Regions from separate parts of the Mus musculus genome. Here region 1 is linked to region 2. Evidence: chromatin loops called from intact Hi-C (ENCODE). Cell type or tissue: left cerebral cortex. All regions are shown on one strand. Links, peaks and the distances in the headings refer to the core of each region. The heading gives the core; the rest is flanking DNA.

What was found. Hi-C counts contacts between places; a loop is a spot of excess contacts. Peaks named below come from ENCODE experiments on the same cell type or tissue, not always from the same donor. Only the 100,000 strongest peaks of a DNase experiment are listed, where the experiment ranks them.
Region 1: a loop joins it to region 2, with 1.8 times the contacts of the local background. A loop is called at or near these places in 10 of 42 quality-filtered maps.

Annotation. Positions count from the first base shown.
Region 1 is chr2:120,472,833-120,484,973 of GRCm38, reverse strand. It overlaps Capn3 (calpain 3), which reads right to left. Exons shown (of 24, transcript NM_007601.3): 2 at 4,222-4,291; 3 at 2,746-2,864; 4 at 350-483. Among named protein-coding and RNA genes, the nearest start is that of 4931402G19Rik, 9.5 kb to the right of the region's middle. In left cerebral cortex, for the core only: a CTCF peak has its summit at 6,195 (motif pointing left); a DNase peak (open chromatin) is centred at 6,188.
Region 2 is chr2:120,645,898-120,658,038 of GRCm38, reverse strand. All of the region lies in intron 3 of Stard9 (START domain containing 9), which reads right to left. Among named protein-coding and RNA genes, the nearest start is that of Stard9, 23 kb to the right of the region's middle. In left cerebral cortex, for the core only: no CTCF peak of the experiment used is centred there; a DNase peak (open chromatin) is centred at 5,269.

The DNA of each region.
Region 1 (12,141 bases), core at 2,045-10,044, 170 kb after region 2:
ATGGTTTTAAGCAAGTAAGATCCTAGGAGCTGAACTCCAGAGAAGCAATGAGCTGATGAAGAAGACTTGAAACACCATGATGAAGGCAGGATCAAAGAGCTGACTGTAGGAAGCTGAAGACTTACTGCACACATCTTTATATCTTTTTGCTTTTATGTTTTTCAGATAGGGCTCCTACTGCCCAGTCCTGATCTCAAGCTGACTCGGGCTCTTTACTGGACTCCCACAATCCACATGAGCATGCATTCACATGCCTAGCCCCATGTGAAGGAGACTTTGGCTGAATCTTGAAATCCATATCCCCCACCCCTGTAGTCCTAAATGTTTCCCATCCTAAATGTTGCCTTACTTGGCATAAGCCTTCTCAAGGAGAGCACTCCAGAACTCATTGCGGTGGTTGGATTTGGTGAAAACCAGCTGATTGTTGTATGTTGGCAGACAGTCGTCAATGACCACATCTACCCAGTCTCCATAGCGCCAGAACTGCAAGAAGAAAGAAGCCCAGTCACCCCTGTGCACTCCCTTACCTGATCCCACATCCTATAGGACTCTGAGCCAAAACCCTACCATTTCCTGGGCTTTGCATCCTGAAGCTTGTTCATTCTAGTCTGGCTTTTGAGTGTGTAAATCTATCTCTAACTAGGCCATGAACTTCTGCAAAACAGGAAACTGCATATCCCTTAGTGTCTGTCAAAAGCCCAGCCCAGTTCTAGACATAGTAGGTCCTCTGAATATCTTAGGGTTTGAGACTTTTCTCCCTTGCCCATAGGTCTGGGACAGACCTAGTTTAAATACATTCGTGTATCCCAAGTGATTCCAGTGCCCGCCCAGGATTGAGAACTCATGATTAAGGAAAGCTGTAGGGCTAACTAAAGTATTTCTCTTTATCCCATTTTCTTCTTTCCTCCCCTCCCCTCCTCCCTTCCTTTCTATTGTGTTTGAGGCACACAGGTCAGCAGGCAGTATGCCTTCCTCCCTCCCTTCCCATGGCACATCGTCAAGGATGAGAAGTCAGGGGTCACAGATAAACAACTTGTTTTTACTAGGTACCCAGGCTAGCCTCGAACTTATCTTGATCTTCCTGTCTCTGCCTCCTGAGTGCTGGCATTATAGGTCTGTGCCACCACACCCAACTGATTTATTTATTGATTGATGGCTAAAATGGAAAAGGGGAGTGCACTGGATATGCTGAGGTACCATAGGAGTGGGATGTCAGCTGATCAGTTTGAGTCATTCTCGACACTAGGAAGTTTCAGGGCCAGAGGCACGCTGCTCAGAACCACAGAAAGTTCCAGAGCCCCACATGCAGGTCTCAGATCTGTTCTGATCCAACCCAGAATTTGTCTCTGCATCAAGATGATCAGTGCCCAGAAAAATTCTAATGGATAAATTAATTCTAGAACCAATACTTTCAGGGCTGGGTCAAACCAGCCACTAAATGCCCAGAAGACCAGAATTTTCTGGTAAGACCTAGAAAGGTAAGTGATAGCAGTAGGAAGGTAAATAGACTCCTCTGTCAAGGGTACAGGGTCATGAGCCAGGGATCACAGAAAAAAAAAATCCAACACTTTCAGGCTGAGCATCTTAAGAACCTGTTTGAGGGGGGGGGGCTTCAGGCAATAACATAGCAGCCAGCCAGCTGGAGGACAAGAATAGGCACTCAAGCCAGCAGCCTGGATGACTTTCTCTCCCCCTTTCTGGGGCACAGTGGAAAGTATGTAAGTTGGAGGGCACAGATAAACACCTGCTTCTTTGCAAGCTTGTAGCTGTAAGTGGGTCATTGCCCACAGGTAGGTGTGTAGAACCTTTCCTGAGCCAGCTGGGAAGTCAAGGCCGGGAGACCCAGGGTGGCCAGACTGTGGCTGGGTGGTGCTATACTTGTCTGAAAATATCTCTTGACTCAGAAGAGACTGAACGTTTCCGGGACCTTGCAGCCAAGTTAATAATATGCCTTGAGATCATTTAGGGCTATGTACTTAGCCTGCTGGCCTCTCTGCACTCAGCCTGGGGAAGTTTAATGGGCCTTTCAGAGAACAGAGCAGCCAACCTCATTATGCTTTCGATTTCCCAAGTAATCAGCCTTTATAACCTAAGCTAAACACACAGCTTTAATCTCAAGTTATGTACTTTACTATTACCATGACCTAAGATTATGCACGCTGTGGTAATAATTTCCTGAAAACAGCCAAGAGGTTGGAAGCAACGGTACGCAACAACTACCCCATTTTGGAAGCCACACGTGGATGTAAGTTGATAATATGTCTGTGGGTTTGTGCTTTTGATTCTCTGGGTGATTTGAGGTCAATAAAGTGATTTCTTTCCTTGTAAAAATCTGTTCAAGATTTCTGCAAAGAATTTCTGTACTGTTCAATGAATACAAACCAAAGCCCTCTGTTAGGCACAGATTCAGACAGACAGACAGACAGACAGACACACACACACACATACAACTAGGCAACAGACATATGACACAGGCACAGATGAGAAAAAACACAGACATGACAGCAAACACATACATTCATTAGATACACAGGCAACAAGGACAGATGGGTCACACACACACACACACACACACACACACACACACACACACACACACACACAGAGAGAGACACAGACACCAGACAGACTACAGACAAGAGAAGGTCACCTCCTTACTACAGCACGGAACATTTTGGTGCCTTCTCTGAGGTTATCTTTAACTGAGGTATGGCTGCTGTCTCAACCACACCCCCATTTCCTCACCTGGAAGTGGAAGATCCCTGCGTAGTTTTCAGTGAAACTTTGATCATGGGGTATAACTCGGAAAAGCAGCCGCTCATTCAGGGTCAGGCAGGCGATGGCTGCAAGAAACCAGCAGTCCCCTGCAAGCAAAAACAGACCCAGGTAGTCAGATGGGGGCTTCCCCTCTCAGAAGAGCCCTGCCAGCCCCAGTAAGAAGCTCCCCATAGCTAATGACTCGGGATGCCCACTGCCCTGCTTCCTGCCTGCCCTCAAGTAGGTGTGAGCTCAAGCAAGGAGACTGTCAGGGACAGGAGCTCCTCAACGGCACGAGCAGCACGAGGACCGGGTAACTCATTCTCTCAAGACAGGCTTTCCTAAGTTAGGCAATGGATTCCTCCTTTAATAAAACACTTCCTGGTCATTCTCTCTCTCCATGTGCAGGGCAACCGCAACATGTTGGAACAATAAATTCCTCTTGCTTTTTACATTGTAAATAAATAAATAAATAAGTCACTTCCTTCTATGGTCTCAGTAGAGACAACAGTGGTAATTATGGCTGTCCTCTGTCTTTGTAGGGTGAGCCCATTTCCCCTTCTGGCATCACGGAAAACAGTATTAGAGAACCATCAGCTAAGCAGACGTGTGTCAGAAGGCAGGGGTGTTGGGCAGCTAGCTGCCACAGAACCATTCTACACAGGTCACTAAGGCTGCCAAAGGGACATGCCTGGTACCCTGACAATTCCATAGCTCTACTGGGGGCACAGGCTAGCTGCCACACTGCTGGTGGGAAGAGAGGCTTGTAACCACCCAAACCCCCTATCTCCCTGCCTTGACTCAGCTCAGAAGCAGTGTATTGGTTTGAGGGCTCAGGGATTAATTTGTCCACACCCTCCAGGCAGTGTCCCTCAGATGCCAGAAGCCACTGTACCTGAGGTGTTCTCAGCCTCCCTTTCTGGAACAAAGTGATAGGTATTTTTCAGTTGTTCCTGCTTTTTTTGGGTCAAGTTTTAAATAGTCCTTTAATGTTCTCTCCAGTTTCTCTTCACAGAGCTCTCCTACAGTCTGCCTAGGGAGGATGCTTCCAGAACAAAAGGTGGAGGAGAGGAAGGGACTCAGAACAGTCCAGACGACAAGGTGACAGAACCTTGTCCTCTCCTCTACATGGCAGACGCCGCCTCTGCCAAAAGACTTCCTTTAGTGTGGAGATGCCTGATCTGAGGACCTGAGACTGACCTCCAGATGCCACACGGAAGAAGGAAAAACCTGGCCCCCACAAGGTGTCCTTTGACCTTCACAGGTATAGGCCATGGTATGTGCACACAGACAGACAGACAGACAGACACACTCACTCACTAAATAAATAAATAAAAATTATTTTAAAATATTAGGAGATGCACTAAAAGAGAAACCAGAATTTATCCCTTCCCATCCTGAATAGAGATCTCTCAGGTTAACTAACCCTGGGTCACCTGGTAGGACATAGAGGATTTTTCCTACCTAGATCTCCTTGGCAGATGTCAGTCCTGTTGGCTCCACCAATGATAAACCGGGGATTCTCACAAATTTCCTGTGAAATCAAAACAGAAACAACCATTGTAACACCATTGTAGGAGTCCTGGCTGAGCTGATGGCCTACTGCACTGGGGGCCAAAGATTTACACTCACTGTCCCCCTCCCCGGCCTCCACAGCCATCCAAGAGGAGAGCCAGCGCTCTTCTTTTGAAACCAGAAAGCTGAAGCTCAGAAGTTGGTGTATTGGTGCACAGCTGTAATCCCAGCACTGGAGGAGCTGAGGCAGGAGCATGGCTAGTTCAAGGTCAGCCCGGGCTTCATTGGGAGACTCTGTCTCAAAATGAACAATAAACATCTGAGGGTCAGAGGAGGTAAGAGCCTCAAAGCTGTCCCCTCTTCTTTCCATACCACGTACTGGGTAGAATGTTCTTTGAGAGGGGGGACGGGCAAGAGGCTGCAGAACTTATGGCTTTGTTTTCTGTAAACTGGGGCACAGGATGGAAGAGGAGGAGGAGGAGGAGCAGGAGGAGGAGGAGGAGGAGGAGCAGGAGGAGGAGGAGGAGGAGGAGGAGGAGGAGGAGGAGGAGGAGGAGAACAATCTTCCCTTTTTAGAAATCCGGACACAGGCCTTGGCAGTTGCGGAAGCAGACTGTAAACCCCACGAGAGCCTCACCTCTTCCCCCCTCCCCAGTTGGAAGGGGCAAACACACCCACAGCAGCAATGGTGGCAGCTGCAGTTTCCAAGCCCATGGGCTAAGTCACGCCCATCAGCAGCCAACAGACAGCACTCTTGATTTCATTCAGTGTCTGCTTCGTTTTAAATTTTTTTGTTTTTGTTTTGTTTGTTTGTTTTTCGAGACAGGGTTTCTCTGTGTAGCCCTGGCTGTCCTGGAACTCACTCTGTAGACCAGGCTGGCCTTGAACTCAGAAATCCGCCTGCCTCTGCCTCCCGAGTGCTGGGATTAAAGGAGGCGTGCACCACCACACCCGGCAATTTTTTAAAAAACTTTTAAACTCATTAAAGATTCAGTGTTTTGATTTTTAATGTTGTTCTTCACAGCTTCAAGAAACCTTGTTATTCCTGTGAAGTGTTCTGTGCTAGCTAGTTTTATGTCAGCTTGACACAGTAAAGTTATCTGAAAGGAGGGAGCCTCAACTGAGAAAAATGCCTCCATAAGATGTGATTGTAGGGCATTTTCTAAATTAGTGATTGAGGGGGGAGGGCCCAGACCATCGTGGGTGGGGCCATCGCTGGGCTGATGATACTGGGTTCTATAAGAAAGCTGGCTGAGCAAGCCATGAAGAGCAAGCCAGTAAGCAGCACCCCTCCATGGCCTCTGCATCATCTCCTGCCTCCAGGTTCCTGCTCTGTTTGAGTTTCTGCCCTGAGTTCCCTCAGTGATGGGCCGTTCCTTACCTGGAAGTGTGACCTGAAATAAACACTTTGCTGCCCAAGTTGTCTTGGTCATGGTGTTTCATCACAGCAATAGAAACCCTAATTAGACATGTCCTCTGTCTTTCTGTCTCACTGTCTTTCTCCTTCCTCACAACTACACAATTCTCCCAAGTGAGCTGAGCTCTGCCCTCACACTCAAGGTTGTCTCCATCCTACTACATAGAAAGGCACATCCATATCATACCATAGCTCTCCTGGCAATGAATAGGCATAAGTCAGTATTGGTATAAAGGGCTACACAGAGACACACAGAGTACACAGACCTCTCATGCAGAATTATAAGACTTTCTGCACCCAAAGCAGTGCAACATATCAAAGTAGTCAATGTGAGCAGTGAGGAGGCATTTTACAGTCTGTGCCTGACCTCTGCGATCAGCCTCCTCAAAGCACATAAGCCCAGGGCTGGAGAGATGGCTCAGCCTTTGTTGAGCACCTGCCTTCCAATGGTCTGTAGCTCAGTTGGTCTGTAATGGTCAGTTATAAGGGCTCCAGTGCCATCCAGTGGCCACCATGAGCACTGCATGTGGTATACACATACTTAAATACTCAGCTACTTTAAAATAAATAAAAAATTATATATAAAAAAACCCAAACAAATCCATAAGTTCAGCCTACTCGGAAGAAAATTCGAGAGAGATGCCATGAGAGGTGTTTTACAAAATACCTGATTAGTGCTCTGTGAAAGTGCACAGCTCATTGGAAACCAGGAAAACTTGAGAGGGGAGGCTAAGGACACAAGACACATAAGTGAATACAAGGGAGGAGTCTTGGAACATAAAAAGACAGAGGAAGAACCCTAAGGAAATAACGTGTGGACTTTGTTTTCAATAACAAATCAATCTTACTGATCGCCGAGGTACAGGTCATGATATAACAAGGAAAACTGGACTAAAGGTAGCGGTCTCCTTACTTGTGGGGTATATCCCAAGACCCCCAGGAATCTGAAACTGTGGTTATGACCAATGCCCATATAGATCATTAGACTCCTTCCTATACACACACCAATAGTTTAACTCATAAATCAATGAGAGATGACTAATACTACAATAAAATAGAATAATTAAAACAATGTACAATAGTGGAGGTTATTTAAAACTTCTGAAGTATTTCAAGAATTTCCCATTTAGTATTTTCGCACCCCAGTTGACTACAGGTCAGCAAAAACTGCAGAGAGTGAAAAGCACAGGTAAGAGGGACTACACATGGGAGCCCAGCGCTATCTTTACAGTTTTTATGTAATCCTGTAATTGTAAAATTAATTTAAAATTTAATTAAAAATTTAAAAAGTAATTTAACTAATTAAAAATTGCATATACAGTAAAGAATGTGCCTTGCAGATGTTCTGGGTTTTCACACACACACACACACACACACACACACACACACACACACACTCACGCACACGCACACGCACACTCCTTGCCAGCTCTAAATATAGCAGGCTCCCTTGCAGCTATAGGCACCGCCTTGCAGGAAGAAGGGCTTTGACGTCCTCCTGCTGCCATGCTGGGGCTCCTAGGATGCCCCTTGATAGGGCAGCCTGGATCAACTGTCTGGCTGGTCAGCGGGGACTTTTCTGTTTAAGCAGACTTGACACCATGCTAATGAACCAGCTTCGTCCAGAAGGCTAAGGCTCGCCTCCAGCCTCCTGTCAATTCACTGTCCATCCCTTCTGTGGACCTGAAACTTCAAGCCTCTGTTCTCTTCACCACTCCACTCTTCCCTCCCCAAACTCCTGGTCTCGGGAAGAACCGAGCTGATTCTACCTACGAATCTTATGGGAATTTAAATCAATGCATTGGCACTCTTAAATATAATCTCAGGGATCTAAAGGCCATCCTAACCCTCGCCACGCAGTTCAGGAATAGAAAACAACATCCTTAGCTTCTAGCATAAGAAGTTAGGTATTTGGAGCTGGGGCTTATGGGTAAGGGGGACATTAATAAGCTAGTTGCTCAGAGTTGGGGTGAATCCACAGCCCCACGCTCTGACCACTTTACTCCCAGTTCCCCAACATCTGTCTACAGATTCCATGCCCCCTTTATCCCTACCTTTGGCCTCTTCCAAGTGATGGCCTTCATCTTGGCTTTCTGGCTCAGCTCATGGGAGCCAAGGGCCTGCACACCTGCTGGGAAGACACGGTCTTCAAAGAGGCACTTCTGAGCCAGACACTGTTGTTTGAGAACGACAAAATCCTGCCCCTCAAACTTGAGAGGTTGTGAGACAGTGCCCTCTCCATTTCTCCTGTCCCTTTCTCGGATCACCCTGTCACAGAAGAATCCCGGCAGCAGGTAGGGCATGATGACCAACAGCGGAACCCGGCCTTCCCTGCGGCCTCTCCAGCTGCACCCTCAGCCCAGGCCTAATCCTCTGGTGAATGGCCCAGAGCCTATATAGCTCCTCCACCCTCAGCAGCTTGATGCAAATGAACACGGTCCAGAGAAAGGCTGTGGTCAGAGTCAGCAGCTTTGTCCAGAGGCCCCTGAGCCCATGGTCTAGGGGCAACACAGGCAAGTCGGAAAGGAGTCAGGGAGGGGGAGCGAGCCAGCCAGAGATGGCTCAGGGGACAGATAACAATGCCTTGTGGACCTTTAGGGCACCTCCAACAGCCTTGCTGGGACTCTTGCTTTAAAAAGAGAAAATATAGTTTCAGAGAGCTCCCCTTGCCTCAGCAAAAGGCATTCATGCCTTTGACACTGGCGGTCAATGGGATATAGCATGGGGCCTTCTAAACATGCTGTATACACTAATCCTATACAGGCTGCTGAATGCATAGGAGGAATCTGCTGCAAGCCTTTGTCTGAGGGTAATGAAGCCTCCTTCTCCCGATGTTCCTGCCCCACCCCCTGCAGACCTTAGGGGCTCAGATCTATGAGGATGCAGAGGGCAAGCATCCCTATTACAGTTGACTCCAGGGCGAATGCAAACACCTAATGCTTTACGATTAGCATCCCTGGGTAGGAAATGTGTGAGTTGGGAGCAGCAGGTAAATGTGGGTTGGAGCGCTTTCTGTTGTTTGTGTTTTATGTTTCACTTTGATTGTGAGACAGGGGTTCTCAGGTAGCCTGGGCTGGCCTCAAACTTACTATGTAGCTCAAGATGACCTTGAACTTTTCATCCTCCTGTCTCCACCTCCCTAGTCCTGAGAGCACAGGCATGGACTAGTGCATCTGGTTGGGTGGTGCTTGGGATCAAACCCAGGACCTCACACATACTAAGCCAGCTCTTTCCCTACTGAGTTGCATCCCAGCCTGTGTGTGCTGGGGTACTATCCTAAGAGTGCGTGGCTTCCCCACACTGTCATTACGTTTACAGAGAGAACTGAAGACACCGGGAAGGTGAGACTGGCAGGCTGCATGCTAGGCTGTCCAGTCCCCACCAGTTCACTGACATCCTCTGCCAACATCTACTCCGTGAAACTTAAAGCGTAGTCAGAACTTCTGGCATCCACATTAAATGCTACAGCCATGTGAAATGCAGCTTTCCAGTGGGTGTGATGGTACAGACCTACAATCCCAGCACTTGAGAAGTTGAGGCAGGAGGATTTCTTTGAGTTATAGGCCAGCCTGGCCATCGTGGAGAGTCCTAAGCCACCATTAATTATAGAGGAAGACTGTAACAAAAGCAAAACAAACAAGCAAAAGCAAACCAAAATTTAACAAACAAACAAATAAAAATCCAAGTTTTTGTGGCCTAATCTCAGGATTCAAATATCCCCAAGTTGAGGTATGGGCTGGCTTCTGCATTTATTTATTTATTTATTATCCTCTCTGTGTATATTATTCTCTCTCTCTCTCTCTCTCTCTCTCTCTCTCTCTCTCTCTCTCGGTGTGTGTGTGTGTGAATGTGAATGTATTATTTGAGTGTGTATGTGTGTGTTTGTATATAAGTGTGTATGTGAGAGAGAGAGACCAAAATCAGACGCATTGTGGGAAGGAACAGGCACAGTAGGGAAAATAAATGTATGGCCTAGTCTATCAATCAAAATAAATTGCCCAAACTATACCCTTAGTAATCAATTCCTCCTTCTCTCCCATATCATAAAAGAAAATTCCAAACATGAGTTAGGTCCATGAGCACTCACATGGCCTGCCGTCCATCTTGACATTATACCTCCCTATAATCTGCTTTACTGCTTCCCTTACAATTTAATTATCTTGCTTCTTTTGTGAATCTATGTGTGCCCTTATTTTCAATTCTTTGGGTAGGAGGTCAAGACCCTGGAAACACCCAGCTCAGACGCTGACCACTGGTAACAGGGTCCTCTCACTGAACCTGGAGTCCACTGATTAGCCTAGGATGGTTGGCCAGTGAACCTCGTGAATGCACCTGTCTCTGTGTATCTAGCGTAGGGATCACAGGAATACATTCTGTCACGCCTGGCTTTTTAAAAACTTGGGTCCAGGGGGCAGAACTTGGGCTCGCATGATTTATACCACTTTTCCTACTGAGCTGTTTCCCAGGTCCAGTACTCTAAATCATTTTATCAGGAGACCCTTCGTTCCACTAAAATTTGAATCATTTCTATAACCAGGATTCTGTAGTAGCCGAAAATGATTCTTAACTAAAAAGTGTGTTTTCTTAAATGGGCTGGGATATGAGAGGGTAGAATAAAGGGGCGTATGAGGAAGGATGACTAACACTAAAGACCACTGGAAATGCCTCATAGAAACCTACTATTGTATAAAACTTCCTAAAATATATACATATAAAAGAGAGTTTAAATTAAATTAACCCTATAATAGAGGAGCATGCCTCCCCAGGCACTGTAGGCTATCAAATAAAAGGACCAATGCTAGGTATGGGTTATCTCTTTTCATATTGCTGGTTATTGTGGACCATGGATTCCTCTAAACATTACAGGCTAGGGCTCTTGCTCTCGCTCTTGCTAGAGCTTGATAGTAAGACCTAGTCCCTGAACACACCACACACTTCAGTCACAGAATGTAACTCAAGCTGGTAGTAACCAAAAAGCTTCATTTCTACTGGATAGATTTTTATAGTGCCATATTCTACTTATTCTACTCGGGGAGAAAGGTATTAAGCACTTTTATCTAGCCATGAACTCCATGAACTACAATGACTATCTTGGCAAAATGTTCCCACTCATGTGATAGTGGCACAAATGTTATGGGAGTAACCAACCACTTTCTGGTTTGATTTAAAATCCAGTCCACATGATGGAACTCATATCTGGTATTGTTAACTGAGCCAAATCCCACGACTGGTTAGGCCATAGTACCTAGTGGAGACCCTAATACTATTATTTTGCTAAATGTAGTATTACATTGTCCTCTATGTCCTTGTCTTTATACCCATAGACTAGTTTATCTCTCAACCTTATCAGAGACGCTTCCTTGTGCGGTAGACAACAGCCAATATAGAGATCTACAGCTAGTCAGTGTTCAGAGAGTAAGACCGTGGTGTGCTTAGCTCTAAATGGAACATCTGTATCATAGCCCCTCGTCTCAAGACTCAGAGACCTTGCAGAAGAGGAAGTAAAAAGACTCTAACAGCCAGCAGAGGTGGGTGTCTGTAGACAAACAGTATTTGGCAGATATGACTGTATGTTTACAAATACAAACAGTGAATATGATTGCATACCTGCAAATGATCAAACAAGCCAAAAATTTCTGCATGGATTGAGGAGAAGTGGGTCCCCTGGCCCTAATTGGCCATTGCCCACAGCAGTCTCAGGGTTGGGGGTGGGGGGAGCTGGAGAACATGCGGAGGGCTGTGAGTATTGTTTCAGAGAACAGCTTGTTTGGGGCTGGCTTGAGTCATGGGGGGAGGGAAGGAAAAAGGACAAAGGAAAAAGTGCTTCAGCCAGATTAGCAACTGCTGATCATGTGATTTCTGAGGAGCCAGTTTTCTGATGAGGGAAACAGCAGCCTAAGTAGCTGTATCCTGACGTGGTCTTTGTCTCTATGGAACAGAGTAGGCCCAAGCCTGATTTGAGTAGGGATCAGTTCCACTCCCGCTGTGCTTTCTGAGAGTTGTCTGGGTAGTGCAATGCTCTACCACTTCTCATCTGGCTTGGGAGCTCACAGGGAGGAGTTCATGATGCTTTCCTGACTGAGAAGAATTAATAATAATTAATAATGGCTGCTGGGGGAAGAAGAATAAGTTTTCTTCTGGGATGTGGCCCCCAAAAGCTGCCCATACTCCAGTAGATGGTCCTAGATCCATGCACACACAGATGGCACTAAGTACAACCAGCGGGCTTTAGAAAAGAAAAGGACGTCTGGAGAGAAGGTTAAGCACCATGTTCTTGCAGCGGATCTGGGTTCAGTTCTCAGCACTCACATGGTGGCAACAGCTGTGGCGCACACTCCTCAAGTCTCTCGGGGCACTGTGTGCATGTGGTGCGCATTCATGCAGACAAACTCACACAAAACAAACATGAATAGGGCGTGGGAGGGGAAGGGAAAGTAGCAGCAGGGACGAGG
Region 2 (12,141 bases), core at 1,345-9,344:
TCTCCCCAGTGCTGGGATTAAATGCATGCATTACCAGGCCCAGGGGAAAAAAAAATGAAACAGAATAACAAAAGCAAAAGCTACCCCTTAAAACTTGTGAGAGTCAGTTTGCTCTTTCTGCCTTTCCCTAGGTCCTGGGGAATCCATTTCAGGTTGTCAGGCTTGGTGGCAAGTGCCTTAACATGATGGCCATCTCACCAGCCAGAGAAAAGAAAATGTGCCAATCCTGTATTCATGATGTCTGGGAAACAGAAAACTCTCAAGGAGCTAAGGTGGGGAAACGTGTGAATACACAGGGATAGCTTAGAGAGTGACCCCCAGGATACATTTATCCTGTTTTATAAAGGGGGGATTTAAAAATTCCGTTTGAGGTATTCCCCCATTTCACCTAGCACATAGTGACGTGGGTTCAGGTCCCAAGACTAGGAAAAAAAATCACAAAAACACGCACACCAAAAATTGGACCTTAGGGGCTAGGGAGAGATTGATCAGCTGTTAAGAATGCATGGCAGGTGGATTTCTGAGTTCGAGGCCAGCCTGGTCTACAGAGCGAGTTCCAGGACAGCCAGGGCTACACAGAGAAACCCTGTCTCAAAACAAAAACAAAAACAAAAACAAAAACAAAAACAAAAGGAGGGAAAATATACTTTGTATTGGAAACCTAACCAACTCTTCAGGGCTAGTGAAGTCATGGATCTTGGGGGATAACCTACAACTACCACTTTACTAAATCAACAATTTTTTTAAAAGATTAATTTATTTATTTTATGTTTGTGAGTACACTGTCCCTGTCTTCAGACACACCAGAAGAGGGCGTTAGATCCTTAGATCCCATTATAGATGGTTGTGAGCCACCATGTGGTGCTAGGAATTGAACTCAGTCAATGCTCTTAACTGCTGAGCCATCTCTCTAGCCCCAAACCAACAATTCTTAACTATTTAATATGTATCCTTTCACCCAGAGATAAGTGTTGTGGTGGTTTGATTAGGAATGGACCTCAGACTCCAGTTGAATGCTTGGTCCACAAGGAGTGGCTCTATTAGGAAGTGTGGCCTTGTTGGAGTGGGTGTGGCCTTGTTGGAGTAGCAGTGTCACTGTGTAGGCAAACTTTGAGGTTTCATATCTGTTTAAGTTAGCCCTAGTCTCCTTCTGCTGCCTTTGGAGTAAGATACAAAATCTTTTTTTTTTTTTTTTGGCATTAGACTGCATTATCGTAGGCCACCATCCAGTGTTAGGTTTGTGGGAAGCGCCAATGCATGGTTCAGGAGGTAAGAGAATACAGCCAGAATGGGGCCCTTAGCCTGAGTGAGAAATGACATAGGCTGAGGCTGAAGCAAAGGCTACCTCCATACCTGACTCTACACGGTTTCCAGTGGAGACTAGACTCGGTGGCCCACGAGGAGGAGCCCAGGACCAGGGTTTCCCAAACTCCTGAACATCTAGATGTCACTGGAAATCACGGGGAGTTGGGAATGAGGGGGTCTCACAGGCTGAATACAATGAGCCCAGGCTGGAGAATGGAGAACCTCAGCTTAGCTCAGCAGTGGTGAGTCTGAGATCACAAAGGGACCTTATGCAGGAGACTCAGGTTATATGGTGCCGCTCTGAAGATGAAGGCTTTCTCCCTGCTCCTACAGCAATTTTTTTTTTTTTTTTGGTTTTTCAAGACAGGGTTTCTCTGTATAGTCCTGGCTGTCCTCGAACTCAGAAATCCGCCTGCCTCTGCCTCCCGAGTGCTGGGATTAAAGGCGTGCGCCACCACGCCCAGCATTCCTACAGCAATTCTTGATGAGCAAGTCCTTGGTTCTAAACTGTTTATTGATTGTATATCTTGGGAAATGCGTGCATACAACTTCCTCAGGGTGGGCATTTTGTAGAAAGGAATGTCCAGGAAGGAAGCTTATTGACTAAACCCTTATGGTCCATCTAGATACCTCATTATCATGAGGAACTCTGTTCTGACCTAAGCGACCACAGGTCACATCCCTTTGTGGGGAGTGTGTGGTCAAGTGTTCTGAGCCAAGAATCTGGTAGGGTGCAGGGAAACACCTACCATCCTCAGAGGAATTCCAGGGTCTCTGAACCCATTTAACCTTATCAAATTTCCTAGCACAGTCCACTGCCCCACAACCAAGGGCTACAACCAGGAAATACACAATAGTTTCCCTATATCCCACTTTTGGATCAGCATGCATTTCAAAACTCCTTAGGTCCCTGCTGCATCTTTTTGTTTGTTTGTTTTTGTTTTTTGAGACAGGGTTTCTCTGTATAGCTCTGGTTGTCCTGGAATTCACACTGTAGACCAGGCTGGCCTCTAACTCAGAAATCCGCCTGCATCTGCCTCCCAAGTGCTGGGATTAAAGGCATGCACCACCACCGCCCAGCTCCCCTGCTGCATCTTATAGATCAGATTTGATGCTGCAGCAGATACTATCAGTGCCCTAGCCACACACACACACCTGGATCCCTTCACTATTCCTAAGAATGCCAGCCTACTAGTAAGTAGGTTTCACTCTTAAAAGGTGGTACACCTGTCTAAGGGCTGTACTCAGGTTATGGGAACTCTGTTTACCAGCCAGAGGTTCTATATGGCAATTTCAAGCAATAGTCCAGGTGAGAAAAATCTAAAGGAAACAATTACTGACAAGGAAAATCCACTGTGTATAAAATACAGCCTAGTAGAATTAGACCTTCTAAGTGTCCCTTGTGTAGCTAGCTACCCTGTAGGTATGAAGATATTCTAAAGAGATTCTGGTGGCTACCTTTGGCTCTCTGACTGAGACAATAGGCTCCAAGAAATTAGAACTTTTTGAGAACTCCCAATCTGGGAGAAAGAAAAGGCTGAAGCCTGGTTCATACAGGTTGTTAGGTCACCTTCTAAGAGAGAAAAGAGCTTAGACAATGCGGTGGAGGGGACCACATCTGACTACCCCGGATTTGCTATTTAAGTCTGACTTGCCCTTCTATGTAAACCTGAACCTCAGGTCAGGATCCGCAAGGTCATTTTGGAGGTGGGGGATCATTGGACCTCCTTGTTCCTCTTCCCAATGTGGCCACATTGACTCAATCTCCCCTTTCTGCTTCTCACCATTACATGGTTATTCTCTAACTGACCTACTGAGGACACCTGGTGGAGCCTAGCTTGTTAAGACTGCTCTGACCCCAACCCTGAGTGACACTTGCTCAGCTCCCTTCCTGGCTGGGCCTCCCACTCCTTCATTCCACCTGGCAATATTTCTAGAAAACTGCTTTCCCAGTAGCAGGGTCTGCTAGCACAGAAACCACTGAAAAAATTATGGGCCCACGTTTAAATAAAAAGGCTATGTGTCACTGTAAAAACAAGCCCAGGATTCAGACACAGATGACTCTAAATAGCCTCAGCTCTACAGCTCACCTGTCTGTCTGTCTGTCACTCCAAATGGCAGGCTCAGCCCTACAACTTTTCTGTCTATCTCTCTGTCTACCTATCTATCCATCAATCCATCCTTCCTGTAGGTGTACCTGTCAGAGGTCAGAGGGCACATTGCAGAAGTTGGTTCTCTTCTTCTACCATGAGGGTCTTGGGGACTGAATTCAAGTCATGAGGCTCAGTGGCAAGCACCTTTACCTACTACATTATAGCCGGGTGTGATGGCGCACACCTTTAATTCCAGCACTTGGGAGGCAGACGAAGGCGGATTTCTGAGTTAGAGGCCAGCCTGGTCTACAGAGTGAGTTCCAGGACAGCCAGGGCTACACAGAGAAACCCTGTCTCGAGAAAAAAAAAAAAAAAAAAAAAAAAAAAACCTATATCACCCAGCCTCAACTCTATAATTTAAAGAGGTAGTCTTAAATAAAAGAAAGGTTGCATCTACCAGCCCTCCTATAATGTATAGCTCAATGGTATAGCTTCTGCTTGGCATGCTCAGACAGATCCCTCTGTTTAATCCTCAGTAGAATCCTAGTAGCTCATTAGGGGGGGCTAATGGTTAACTGTCATAACCATTTTGTGATAACCAACTACACCAGGTATGGCAGCATATGTAAAGGTTTTTGGGTTTTTTTGGTTGGTTGTTTGGTTGGTTGGTTTTTGGGTTTTTTTTTGTTTTGGTTTGTTTTGGTTTTTTTTGTTTGTTTGTTTTTGTTTTGTTTTGTTTTGGTTTTTCAAGACAGGGTTTCCCTGTGTACCCCTGGCTGGCCTCGAACTCAGAAACCCGCCTGCCTCTGCCTCCCAAGTGCTAGGATTAAAGGCGTGCACTACCACACCTAGCTGAAAGTACTTTTTAAACTAGACTATGAAGAAACTAACTCATAGAACAGCTATTTTTCAGCTTAGCACATTTCCTCCAGTCTGTAAGTATAACATTCCCATTTGCCAATGAATAGAAAATTTATAAAACACTAGTTCTTGGCTGGCTGTAGTGACATACACTTTCAATTCCAGTACTCGAGAGCCAGAAAAAGGCAGATCTCTATGAATTCAAGGCCAGCCTGGTCTACAAAGAAAGTTCCAGAATAGCCAGGGCTGTTAAAATAGAGAAACCCTGTCTCCAAAACAAAACAATGAAAAACAATACCCCCCTACTCCGTTCTCAGATTTTAGCATGCATCTCAAGTACCCAGACAATATTAAAAGAATGTTGGTAACACAGGGAGAGGGAGGAAGGAGAGATACATAAGTATACATAAGTATGCCTGAAAAAGTCATAAAGAAACACATTATTTTATAAGGTTATTTTAAAATACTGATGTAGTGTGTGTGTGTATGTGCGCGTGCACACGTGCGTGCATATACAGTTTAAATGGAGTTACACCACAGCAGATGGCAATGCTCCTTTTGACCACACAGTTCATAATACATCACTTGAGCCAGATGAGGGTTGTGAGCAAAGGCAGGGCTACACAGAATCTGCATCATAGTCTCAATGCTTCCAAAACCTTCCTCAACACAGTGTTTACTTAAACACAATACCACATCTGTGGAGAAAGGAAAAGCAAAACAAAAACAAATGAGCACTTCCTTCCTAGCCTTTAGACTCATCGTTCCTTCCCTTTTCCTCAAATATCACCGTCTCTACGCACACTGCTCTCACGAGGATAGCATGTAAAAGATCAGCAGTCCCGGGAGCTGGACCCTGTGTCTAGCGCTGCCTTGGCTTCACTATCACAAGAAAACCTAGGCAAGTCCCTGAAGTGCTTACTGGACAGAAGGGAACTCATTTAAGGCTGAGGCTCAGACATGGCACCCACTGTAACACAGTGAATTCACAGTCATGGAAAGAATGAGTAATGAATATATAACTCTGGACTGACTCCAGTACACTCACAAAAGACATGTGGAGGAAAATTACATTATGGCTGTTCTGTAGCTTTCCTCTAAATCCCGCCTGAATTACTCTCCACACGTGTTATCTTCATTCAGCAGCTCATCACCAGGTCAGTGTTGCACACGGCGCTGTCTTTTCAGTGTGCTCACAGAGCTCCTCAGCATTGTTTCTAAGGGGTCTGCTCCAGCAGCACTAAGAGGTAGTCAAGAAGGACCAACCTGCTTTGCATTGTTTGCGCTGCAAATCCTTATACAGAAGGAAGCAGGACGCTGGAGATGTGGCTCAGTGGGCAGGGAGCTCACCAGACAAGACAGATGTGAAAACTAGTGTTTGGGTTCTGAGAACAGAAGAGCTGGGTGGGTGTGGCACCTCACCCATCATCCTAGCATGCAGGAGAGGAAGGCAGGGAATCCCAGCTAAATTAGGCAAAAAGTTGAATCCAGTGATAGAGCTGCCTCAGCACTTAACTCAGAGTGACTGAGGAAGACACGGGGCATCAACCTTGGGCCTACACACGCACGCACGCACGCACGCACGCACGCACGCACTTGTTTGCACATACAAGAACCTTCATACATGCCTCCACACCACACATACACAAATATGGGGGAAGGAAAACAAGCCCAAACGATTGTGCCTATGTGGAAAAACTTTTCCGACAATTATGCTGCTAGAAGCTTATTTCCTGTTTTTAATCTTGTTGAGTCTGAAGGGTCTCTCCAGGTCAGTGTTGGTGCATACTCTAGCAAGGCCAGTTGAAGCCCATCTCACTTTAAGGTTTGGTTTAACAGATTTTGTGATGCATCTGCCTTAGACAGCCCCACTGGCAGTACACCTCCTGCCTAAAGCCATATTCCCCTCCTCCTGTCCCAAAGCCTTTGCAGAAGGGACAGGCTGCGTGTTAGTCACAAGACCTCAAAACACACTGATGTCAAGCCACTTCTTCCCCTTCAGCCCTCAGACTTCAAGTCAATTTCAAACTACACAAAGCTAACTCCAGCTTTACAAATATTCCTGCAACAAAGAAGCAGGAGGATCTTAATTCTCTGTCTCCAAACAAAGAAAAACAAAGCAGCACGTATGAAGCCTTCTGGAGTCTTCACTCCCCTCTGATTTGAAACTGACACCCCAAGGAACAGCACAGATAAAAGAGAACCTACTTAGAAAAAGGGGTGCCAGGAATGCTGAGATATCCTGGGAAGAAAAAGAGCACCATGAGCTAGTGTAGCTCTGTAATCTCAGAGGAGGCTGAGGCAGGAGGACAACAAATTGAAAATTTATCATAGTTACATAATGAGTTTCACAGCACACTAACTATAGGGCTGGTGTGCAGATCCTAGCCCCAAGGGAGCACCTCCAGCTATATACAGTTCAACATCTGATCCCAAAGTATAAGCTATTGCCTGTATCTCACAGAGTACTCAAGTCCACAAAAGTAGTCAGGTAATTTGGAATAAGGCATCTTGGGGCTGGAGAGATGGCTCAGCGGTTAAGAGCACTGACTGCTCTTCCAGAGGTCCTGAGTTCAGTTCCCAGCAACCACATGGTGGCTCACAACCATCTGTAATGGGATCCGATGCCCTCTTCTGGTGTGTCTGAAGACAGCAACAATATACTCACATACATAAAATAAGTAAGTCAAAAGAAGAAGAAGAAGAAGAAGAAGAAGAAAGAAGAAGAAGAAGAAGAAAGAAGAAGAAGAAGAAGAAGAAGAAGAAGAAGAAGAAGAAGAAGAAGAAGAAGAAGAAGAAGAAGAAGAAGAAGAAGAAGCCACGCATGATGGCACAAGCTTGTAATCCTAGCACTTGGAAGGTAGGAGGATCAACAAATTGGAGGTCAGTGTAACTACATGAGACTCTAGTTTCAAACAAACAAAGCAAAAAAAGTGACATTTTCTCTCAGTGGAAGCAAGTTCGTCACAAAAACATTTCCAAACTCAACTCTGACCTTTCCAAACTCTCAAAGGGACTCACTAAACTCCATGGAGTGTTTCCAGGTGCTTAAGAGGAGGAAGAAGTTATTAACTTCCTTAAAATCTCTTATGTGGGACAGAAGGAAAAACCATACCAGCCTGAGACCATGACATGTCTGTATTTAACATCACCACAACACCACTACAAATAAGATGGAATCTGTTTAACAGAGAGAGTAAGTAAGGGTTTCTATTCTTGTCAAATTCCATCTCAATAGAACTGCTGACTCTCCCAACTCCACGGAAGCTGTATTAATCTTCCTCCTATATCAACTTGGTGAGTATCCCTAGAAAGCACCTGTCTTGTGCCTAAATGCCTGACTTCGGAAATAGTCACCGGATGAAATGAGTGATAAATAATCGACTACTTCTAGGAAATGCCCAGGATAACACCTCTGAGCATGCTCTTCTGCTTGCTTCTTCCACCTCTGAGCAACGGCTACTAAAGAGACTGCATAAACTGAGAATTTTAGGGCACACTACATCTGCCTAGATCAACTCACGGGGCTCTGCCTTTTGCAGCTTCAAAAGCAAAAAAGTCTTCTCAAGGATAAAAGAACCTCTGGTGGAATCACCATGCCTGACCTACAGCTGTACTACAGAGCAATTGTGATGAAAACTGCATGGTACTGGTATACTGACAGACAAGTAGACCAATGGAATAGAATTGAAGACCCAGAAATGAACCCACACACCTATGGTCACTTGATCTTTGACAAGGGAGCTAAAACCATCCAGTGGAAAAAAGACAGCATTTTCAACAAATGGTGCTGGCACAACTGGCTGTTATCATGTAGAATATTGCGAATTGATCCATTACTATCTCCTTGTACTAAGGTCAAATCTAAGTGGATTAAGGAACTCCACATAAAACCAGAGACACTGAAACTTATAGAGGAGAAAGTAGGGAAAAGCCTCGAAGATATGGGTACAGGGGAAAAATTCCTGAATAGAACAGCAATGGCTTGTGCTGTAAGATCGAGAATCGATAAATGGGACCTCATAAAATTGCAAAGCTTCTGCAAGGCAAAAGACACCGTCAATAAGACAAAAAGACCACCAACAGATTGGGAAAGGATCTTTACCTATCCCAAATCGGACAGGGGACTAATATCCAATATATGTAAAGAACTCAAGAAGGTAGACTCCATAAAATCAAATAACCCCATTAGAAAATGGGGCTCAGAACTGAACAAAGATTTCTCACCCGAGGAATACCGAATGGCAGAGAAGCACCTGAAAAAATGTTCAACATCCTTAATCATCAGGGAAATGCAAATCAAAACAACCCTGAGATTCCACCTCACACCAGTCAGAATGGCTAAGATGAAAAATTCAGGTGACAGCAGATGCTGGCGAGGATGTGGAGAAAGAAGAATGCTCCTCCATTGTTGGTGGGATTGCGAGCTTGTACAACCACTCTGGAAATTAGTCTGGCAGTTCCTCAGAAAATTGGACATAGTACTACCGGAAGATCCAGCAATACCTCTTCTGGGCATATATCCAGAAGATGCCCCAACCGGTAAGAAGGACACATGCTCCACTATGTTCATAGCAGCCTTATTTATAATAGCCAGAAGCTGGAAAGAACCCAGATGCTCCTCAACAGAGGAATGGATACAGAAAATGTGGTACATTCACACAATGGAGTACTACTCAGCTATTAAAAAGAATGAATTTATGAAATTCCTAGGCAAATGGATGGACCTGGAGGGCATCATCCTGAGTGAGGTAACACATTCACAAAGGAACTCTCACAATATGTACTCACTGATAAGTGGATATTAGCCCAGAAACTTAGGATACCCAAGATATAAGATACAATTTGCTAAACACATGAAACTCAAGAAAAATGAAGACTGAAGTGTGGACACTATGCCCCTCCTTAGAAGTGGGAACAAAACACCCATGGAAGGAGTTACAGAGACAAAGTTTGGAGCTGAGATGAAAGGATGGACCATGTAGAGACTGCCATATCCAGGGATCCAACCCATAATCAGCATCCAAACGCTGACACCATTGCATACACTAGCAAGATTTTATCGAAAGGATCCAGATGTAGCTGTCTCTTGTGAGACTATGTCGGGGCCTAGCAAACACAGAAGTGGATGCTCACAGTCAGCTATTGGATGGATCACAGGGCCCCCAATGGAGGAGCTAGAGAAAGTACCCAAGGAGCTAAAGGGATCTGCAACCCTATAGGTGGGACAACATTATGAACTAACCAGTACCCCTGAGCTCTTGACTCTAGCTGCATATGTATCAAAAGATGGCCTACTCGGCCATCACTGGAAAGAGAGGCCCATTGGACACGCAAACTTTATATGCCCCAGTACAGGGGAACACCAGGGCCAAAAAGGGGGAGTGGGTGGGTAGGGGAGTGGGGGTGGGTGGGTATGGGGACTTTTGGTATAGCATTGGAAATGTAAATGAGCTAAATACCTAATAAAAAATGGAAAAAAAACAACAAAAACAACAACAACAAAAAAAAAAAAACAAAAGCCATGCTGGGTGTGGTAGCCCAGGCCTTTAATCGCAGCTGTGGGGAAGCAGAGGCAGGTGGATCTCTAAGAGGTTCAAGGCCAGGCTAGTCTACATGTTGAGTTCCAGGCCAGCAAGGGCAACATAGTGAGACCCTGTCATTGCCCACCCTGTCCCCCTTCCCAGCCCTTGAGAAAAAAAAATCCAGACGGATGATGCCTGAATATACAGTCACTATTGGAGTTCAGGCTTTTATTGTGTTCAGACTTGAGGGAAGGGGAATACAAATAGCCCATATTCCCCTGCTCCAGAGTTGAAAATACTGTCTACTGTGCCTCTCTTGCAAAAAGAGGAGAGATTTCTATAGACAGTTTAAACAACTGGACCAGGGCCCTCCATAAAGCCCATACATAATATACTGAGGCCAGTCTCAGGCAGATGACCCATATACCTATTGATTATAGGGCTGCAAGATAAACAATGACTACTTCTTGACATTATTGACATGATGCTGTCATCTACAAAGCACACATCCAAAAACTTACACAACTGAGTTACAAAAACTAGTCACATACACAAAAATAAAACTACCTCACAGTAATTAAGGTGACATGTTTGCGTTGAGCTGCATTCATAGCTATCACAGGCCCTATGTGGCTAAAAGCGACAGAATGAAACCAAAAAGTAAACTCCAAGTTAAATTAGTGACTCACATGATGCTCTGAGAAGTCACTGATTCTTTTGAAAAACCAAGGAGCTGAGATTAAACATGTGTGCATGCACACGTGTGTGTGTGTGTGTGTGTGTGTGTGTGTGTGTGTGTGTGTGTGTGTGTGTGTGTGTGTGTACTTACTTTCAAGTCTTAGGCAAGAATGTCTCTCTCACTTTTGGAAGATAATCAATAAATTTAGGATCTACCTCATTACAAAGAGAGCAATCATACTGTGACTCAAATGTTTAAAATGTTTGTATTAGCATATATTAACTATACATAATGGGTCCCATTATGAATCTTACATACTATATTTCAATTATACTCACCCAGCTAATCTCCCTTTCTTCTTCCCTCATACTAAATCCCTCTCACTTCCTCTTCCTAACTCCTCCCTTTTTACTTTCATGTCTCTTCCTCTGCTCTTTTATTTTTCAAGGAATTACAGAAATGTGCACTTTATCCGTGGCCACTCCACTGAAGACAATGTCTCTCTCTCCTACCATTGTTAACTGCTAAAAAATCCTCAAGCAAGGGTGGAGCCCTACAGCCCTTCTGGCAGGCTCAATGTAATCCAGCTTGTATGCAAGTCATCACAGCTGCTTTGAGTTAGAGTGCAGCAACCACGTCGCAGCTGGAAGTCAGCACCTCACACCCTTTATCTTTCTCCAGCTCTTACTCTTTCCTCCCCATCTTCTCTAATATGAACGAACTAGAGTTTTTGAGACTTGTCTTAGTTAGGGTTTCCATTGTTGTGAAGAGACACCATGACCAAGGCAACTCTTTAAAGAACATTTAATTGGGGCTGGCTCACAGTTTCAGAGGTTCAGTTCATTATCATCAAGGCAGAAAGCATGGCAGCATCTAGACAGGCATGGCACTAGAGGAGCTGAGAGTTCTACACCTTGTTCTGACGGCAAACAAAAGACTGACTCCCACATGGCTAGGAGGAGGATCTCAAAGCCCACCCTCACAGTGACACACTTCCTCCAACAAGGCCACACCTCCTAATATACCACTCCCTGGACCAAGCATATTCAAACCATCATAACACTCTTTCTTCCCATCACTGAGAATAAAAATTATCTGCCCCCCCCCCAATGCCCTTTGGTTTTTTGAGACAGGCTCTGGATGTCCTGGAAATAACTATGTTTACATAGACCAGGCTGGCCTTACAGAGATCCACTCACCTCTGCCTCCCAAACGCTGGGATTAAAGGGAGATGCTACCACACCTGGTATACGCCTCCCTTGAAATTTCATCAAATACTTGCTTAAAATGTGTGTTATTTTCCACATTATGGAACTGAGGAGGATAGCTCAATAGATAGAGCACTCATAGCTCCAGCATCTCTGTCTTAAAAATAATAATTTTTTTAAATAAAAAATCTAGGTTGGTATAGTAACCACCCGTACTCCCAGCATTTAGGAATCAGGAATGGGGGAGTCCCTACAGCTAGGTAGGTAGGGCAGCTAGATTTGGTGAGCCTGGGTTCAGAAGAGACCCTACCTCAAAAGAAAAAAAAAAAGTGGAGAACAATTGAGAAAAGCCTACAAACACAGCTAGACTATGGCAGAATCATCTTCTCCTCCTCTTCCTCCTCCTCCAAATAATTTTGCTTTCTTTTGTTTTGATTTATAATCTTTTTTACTTACTGTTTGACAATGTA